Linked DNA regions of Homo sapiens: region 1 is linked to region 2. The links are chromatin contacts, found by Hi-C or POLR2A ChIA-PET in ENCODE. All regions are on one chromosome and are shown on one strand. The core of a region is the stretch at or near the end of the contact, and the rest is flanking DNA. Distances in the headings are between cores, read along the strand shown.

Region 1 (2,700 bases), core at 76-2,575, 310 kb after region 2:
TACACACCAGGTGTCTACACGAGGCGACTGTGCTGGCCGCTGCCCGGGGAGAGGGGGAAGTGGCAGGCACCCACCTACCTTCCAAGCTCTCCTGAGCATCGGACGAGAGGCCCCCGTGCCGGAGCTGGTCATGCAGGAACTGGATGATGGCGTAGGCCAGGCGCTTCTTGTTGTCCATCTTGAGCCCAGAAGAGGTGATACCTGGGGGTGCAGGAAAAACCCCCATCAGGCCCCCTCACACTCCCCACTCCAGGCACCCCAGGCCTGCCCCTAACTAGCTGGGCCTCACTTTAAGGGTGCTGGCTGATCTCAGCTCCAGGACAGCCCAGGTAGAAAGGCCTTAATACGCCCATTTCACAGATGATGACCTGAGGCCCAGAGCTCACCAATCCGGCTATGCACACAGCCAGAAAGTGTGAGGCCAGCAGGCAAGCAGGGCCTGCCCTAGAGAACCCGCGTGCTCCCAGGGCCTCCTGAGCACTCCCAGGGTGGTACTGAGGCGCCACGGAGGTCCCCTCCGCCCCTGCTTCTGGCATGAGGTGGGTGGGGGCCAGGGATGCTGCCCAGCACCCTGCAGTGCCCAGGACAGCTCCACTCCAGAGAACGATCCAGCCCCAATGTCCACAGTGCTGAGAGGGAGAGACCTTGTCCTCAGCCAGAGCCACTGCCCCTTTCCTCAATTTACCTCTTTTGTGGCATGTCAGCAAGCATTTCTTAGGTACCCAACGGGGCCAGGTGTGCCTGCCCTGGTATCACTGTTTCACAGGACTTGCAGAGGACTCCCCCCAGGGACTTCTTGGGGACCCGTCTTGTTCCCCCTGGGAGGCCTACCTACCTCATTCCACCTCAGACCCCCCTCTAGTTCCCCCTCGGACACCCTCCTGTGCCCCCCTCGGACACCCGCCTGGTTCCCCCACCTGACACCCTCCTGGTTCCCCCAGCGGACACCCTCCTGGTTCCCCCAGCGGACACCAGCCTGGTTCCCCCACCGGACACCCTCCTGGTTCCCCCAGCGGACACCAGCCTGGTTCCCCCACCGGACACCCGCCTGGTTCCCCCCTCGGACACCCGCCTAGTTCCCCCCTCGGACACCCGCCTGGTTCCCCCCTCGGACACCCGCCTGTGCCCCCCTCGGACACCCGCCTGTGCCCCCCTCGGACACCCGCCTGGTTCCCCCCCGGATACCCTCCTGGATGCCCCCTCGGACACCCTCCTGGTTCCCTCTCAGAAACCCTCCTGGTTCCCCCTCGGACATCCGCCTGGTCCCCCCTCGGATACCCTGTCTTGTTCCTCATTCCCAGGACTTGACAGCTGCTTCTGCTCATGTCTGTGGTCCCTGCAGTTTCCTGCCAAAGCTCTAAAGGGTGCCAGATGGTGACATCAGGAGAGGCTGTTCTGGAATCTGGAGCTGTAGTCTATGGACAGGTCTTTTTTTAGTACAAGACCTTTCACACAGGTTTCCTGGGTGCCTGGGCCAACTTGGAGGGGCCTCGGCCACAGTGACCTTCACGGCTCTGAGCAGGAAGCCCCGACGTGAGCTTCCCCCGGGGCAGGCTGGCCGGCTGCCTTGAGGCGCCAGCTCAGGAAGGCTTGGCCTCACTGTGCCTCCATTTCCCCCGAAGGCTGGCGATGGTGACTCTAAACATTCAGATGTAACAAGCTGCGTGGAGAAGCAGCCGCCCCCGCCCCCGCCGCTGGAGCAGCCAAGTTCTGGGCTAGTCACGTCCACCTGGGACCTGAGCACGGGACCTTGTCTGTGTCTTTGCAGATGGAAACAAGTGGAGATGAGGTCGCTGTGGTGGCCCTAATGCAGGGATTGAACATGGCCGCACGGAGACGGCCGCGTGAAGACGGAGGCAGAGGCTGAGGCCATGTGGCCACACGAAGAGAGGTGAGGCTCGCTGGCCCCCAGCAGCTGGAAGAGGCAGGACGGAGCCTCCCTTGGGGCCTTCAGAGGGAACGTGGCCCAGCCTGCACCTTCATCTCAGACTTCTGGCCTCCAGAACTGCGAGGGAAATCAATCTTGGTTGTTTTAAGCCAGCCGGGTTGTGAGGGAGAGGCCAGGCGGTTCCCGGATCGTGGCCTGCAAAGCCTGTGAGCTCGGACGGGTTGTTCGGCCTGAGCCTCCGCCTCCATGTCTGTAAAATGGGGAGCTCCATTGTGGCTGCTGTCAGGGGTCGGGGAAAAAATAACCCGGAAGCTGTCAGCCCAGCGCTTGGCGCCCTGCGATATCTGTTGTTAATATCACGATTCTGCCAGGCGTGGTGGCTCACGCCTGTAATCCCAGCACTTTGGGAGGCCGAGGCAGGCAGATCACGAGGTCAGGAGACAGAGACCATCCTGGCCAAACACGGTGAAACCCCATCTCTACTAAAAATACAAAAATTAGCTGGCATGGTGGCACGTGCCTGTAATCCCAGCTACTCGGGAGGCTGAGGCAGGAGAATCACTTGAACCAGGGAGTTGGAGGTTGCAGTGAGCTGAGATCACACCACTGCACTCCAGCCTGGCAACAGAGTGAGACTCCATGTCAAAAAAAAAAAATCATGATTCCTCGTGGTGAGTCTCGTGGCATAGACCTCGGTTGGCTGTTTTTGGCAGTGTGACCTAGGGGAAGCGACTTAACTCTGCTGAGCCTCAGTTTCCTCTTCTGTCCCCCATGGATGGCGACAGCACCTCCCCATCGGGGGGGGGGGGAGG
Region 2 (2,700 bases), core at 137-2,636:
CGGCCCCTACAAAAAAATTTTTTTAATTAGTTGGTCGTGGTGGCGTGCATCTGTATCCCCAGCTACTTGGGAGGCCGAGTCAAGGAGATGGCTTAAGCCCAGGAGGTGGAGGCTGCAGTGAGCTATGATTGCACCATTTCACTCCAGCCTGGATGACAGCGCAAGACTCTCTCTCTCTTTTTTTTTTTTTTTGGCAGGGGGGACAGGGTCTCACCCTGTCACCCAGATTGCAGTGCAGTGGCTTGATCTCGGCTTACTACAACCTCCACCTCCCAGGGTCAAGTGATTCTCCTGCCTCAGCCTCCCGAGTAGCTGGGATTACAGGCGTGCGCCACTACGGCCCAGCTAATTTTTGCTAGAGACGGGGTTTCACCATGTTGGCCAGGCTGGTCTTGAACTCCTGACCTCAAATGATCCGCCCACCTCGGCCCTGCAAAGTGCTGGGATTACAGGCGTGAGACACCGTGCCCAGCTGCAAGACTCTTTCTCAAAACAAACAACAAATAAACCAGCCAGGCAAGAGGGAGCTAAGCAGTGACTGCGTATTTAGAGGACTGATACTGTTTTCCTTCCTCATAAAGGGAGGAATATAAAATATAAAGACAGATGGTAAAGCACAATGGGAAATAAATAATACTACAGGAGGCGGGGCCAGAGGGGAGAAGGATGATTGAGGTTTGGGTGGGAAATGGGGTCACTTTTTTTTTTTTTTGAGACAGAGTCTTGCTCTGTAGCCCAGGCTGAAGTGCACGATCTCAGCTCTCTGCAACCTCCGCCTCCTGGGTTCTTGTGATTCTCCTGCCTGAGCCTCCTGAGTAGCTGGGACTACAGGCATGTGCCACAACGCCCGGCTAATTTTTGTGTTTTTAGTAGAGACGGGGTTTCACCATGTTGGACCAGGCTGGTCTCGAACTCCTGATCTCAGGTGATCTGCCAGCCTCGGCCTCCCAAAGTGCTGGGATTACTGGTATGAGCCACCACGCCCGGCCGGGTCACTTTTCCTATTCTCCACCCTCAGACTGATCTGAAACCGCCCCCCCGCTCCGCATCAACTTCTCACTGACCACCGGCCTTGGCCACTGGCTGACCAGATCCCCCAACTAGCCCCTTACTGGAGGCCCTGCGGGGTCCCGCCCCCAACCCCATCGCGCTGCCCCTCTGGGCACTTCCATCCCCACATACCCCCATACCCAGCCTTTGCCCGTGCTGTTCCATCCGCCAGGAGCGCCGTTTCCTGCCTGACTGCGCGGCCCTGGGCCTCAGTCTTGCGCTCTGCAAACCGGGGTCTCGAATCTACCCCAGCCCTCCTGTCTCGGCGCTGGGGAGGGGCTTCGGGTGCCCAGAGCCATCCCCGCGGGACCCCCAGGGACTGGACTCCAAGTCCCAGAAAGCCCCGCGCTTCCCGTGGGTGGGGCCCGGGGCTTTCCCCCTCCCAGCGCGCAGTTTGGGAGGCGCTGGGCAATTTTCAAATTTTGGCGCCGAACGGGAGGGGCGGTGACAGCTGAGACCGTGGTCCCCCCGGGGGCACCCACGCCCAGGCTGCTGCTGGCAGCTGCGCCCAGAGCCCGAGGTCTGGGGCATCCCGCAAAGCTGCCCCGTCCATTCCGAGGGGCCTCCCAAGGCACCACACGCGCCAGGGGGCTCCGGGCCCATTTCCATTATGGAAAACTGAGGCACAGGAAGGTTAGGGACCGGTCGGGGAATCCGCACCAGGGGCGTAGCGGAGGCGGGATTCGAACGCGGGACCCTCTTTCCCCCGGGAGCTAGAAATTAGTGACCAATTGGCTGGGCGCGGTGGCTCACGCCTGTAATCCCAACTTTGGGAGTCCGAGGCGGGCGGATCACCTGAGGTCAGGAGTGCGAGACCAGAATGACCACCATGGCGAAACCCCGTCTCCACTTAAAAAAAAAAAAAAAAAAATTAGCCGGGCGTGGTGGCAGGCGCCTGTGACCCCAGCTACTCGGAAGGCTGAGGCAGGAGAATCGCTTGAACCCAGGAGGCGGAGGTTGCAGTGAGCCAAGATCGCGCCATTGCACTCCAGCCCGGGCTACAAAAGCGAACCTTCGTCTGAAAAAAAAAAAAAGAAAAGAAAAGAAAAGAAAGTTAGTGACCAACTGCTGTCTGCTTTTGGGGAGAGGGTACGGGGCCGCGGGAGAGAAATCCCGGACCCTGGGACTATGCAGCCCGTGAGGGCCCCAGTCCCGACCCGTCCATTCCACTGACCTCCACCCGGCACCGCCACTCCCACCCGGGGAGTGGATTTTGGCGCCAGATTTTAAAAATCTCAGCCTAACGGCTGTGGCTGGCTCCCAGCCCGGAATGCGAGCCTGGAGCCCGGATTCCGGAACCTGGATCTGGAGGAGCCCGGATTCCAGAGCCTGGTTCTGAGGGAGCTCGGATTCCGGAGCCTGGATCTCGGGGAGCCCGGATTCCGGAACCTGGATCTGAGGGAGCTCGGATTCCGGAGCCTGGATCTCCAGGAGCCCGGATTCCGGAACCTGGATCTCAGGGAGCCCGGATTCGGAGCTTGGGTCTGAGGGAGCTCGGATTCTGAAGCCTGGATCTCGGGGAGCCTGAATTCTGGAGCCTGGATTCTGGGCTGTGGGTCTTGGGAAGCCGAATTCTGGAACATAGATTCCAGAACTTGAAGGCCAAACCTGGTATCTAAGATCAGAATTCAGGACCCTGGAGTTGGAACC

What was found. Hi-C counts contacts between places; a loop is a spot of excess contacts on that map. ChIA-PET counts read pairs that join two places held with the same protein, here RNA polymerase II (POLR2A). Pooled maps may share reads with other maps.
Region 1: a loop to region 2 is called in a pooled map, with 2.0 times the contacts of the local background. The contact joins the enhancer-like site here to the promoter of LINC01775 in region 2. A Hi-C loop is called at or near these places in 3 of 168 maps with a recorded cell type or tissue (GM12878, heart right ventricle and thyroid gland) and 4 of 50 pooled maps. POLR2A ChIA-PET finds 5 or more read pairs at or near these places in 4 of 52 experiments (AG04450, T-cell, WTC11 and 1 more).

What each region holds. Positions count from the first base shown.
Region 1 is chr19:2,768,891-2,771,590 of GRCh38, forward strand. SGTA (small glutamine rich tetratricopeptide repeat co-chaperone alpha) reads right to left here. Exons shown (of 12, transcript NM_003021.4): 2 at 79-201. The coding sequence starts at 178. Among named protein-coding and RNA genes, the nearest start is that of SGTA, 13 kb to the right of the region's middle. RefSeq lists an enhancer at 1-375. Within about 2 kb of position 1,326, at least 12 of the 41 ENCODE cell types and tissues checked have a DNase peak (open chromatin) inside an H3K27ac peak, as active enhancers do; they include heart right ventricle, where a contact is called at or near this core.
Region 2 is chr19:2,460,799-2,463,498 of GRCh38, forward strand. It overlaps LINC01775 (long intergenic non-protein coding RNA 1775), which reads right to left and starts at 1,387. Exons shown (of 2, transcript NR_134931.1): 1 at 1,183-1,387. RefSeq lists a silencer at 1,574-1,643.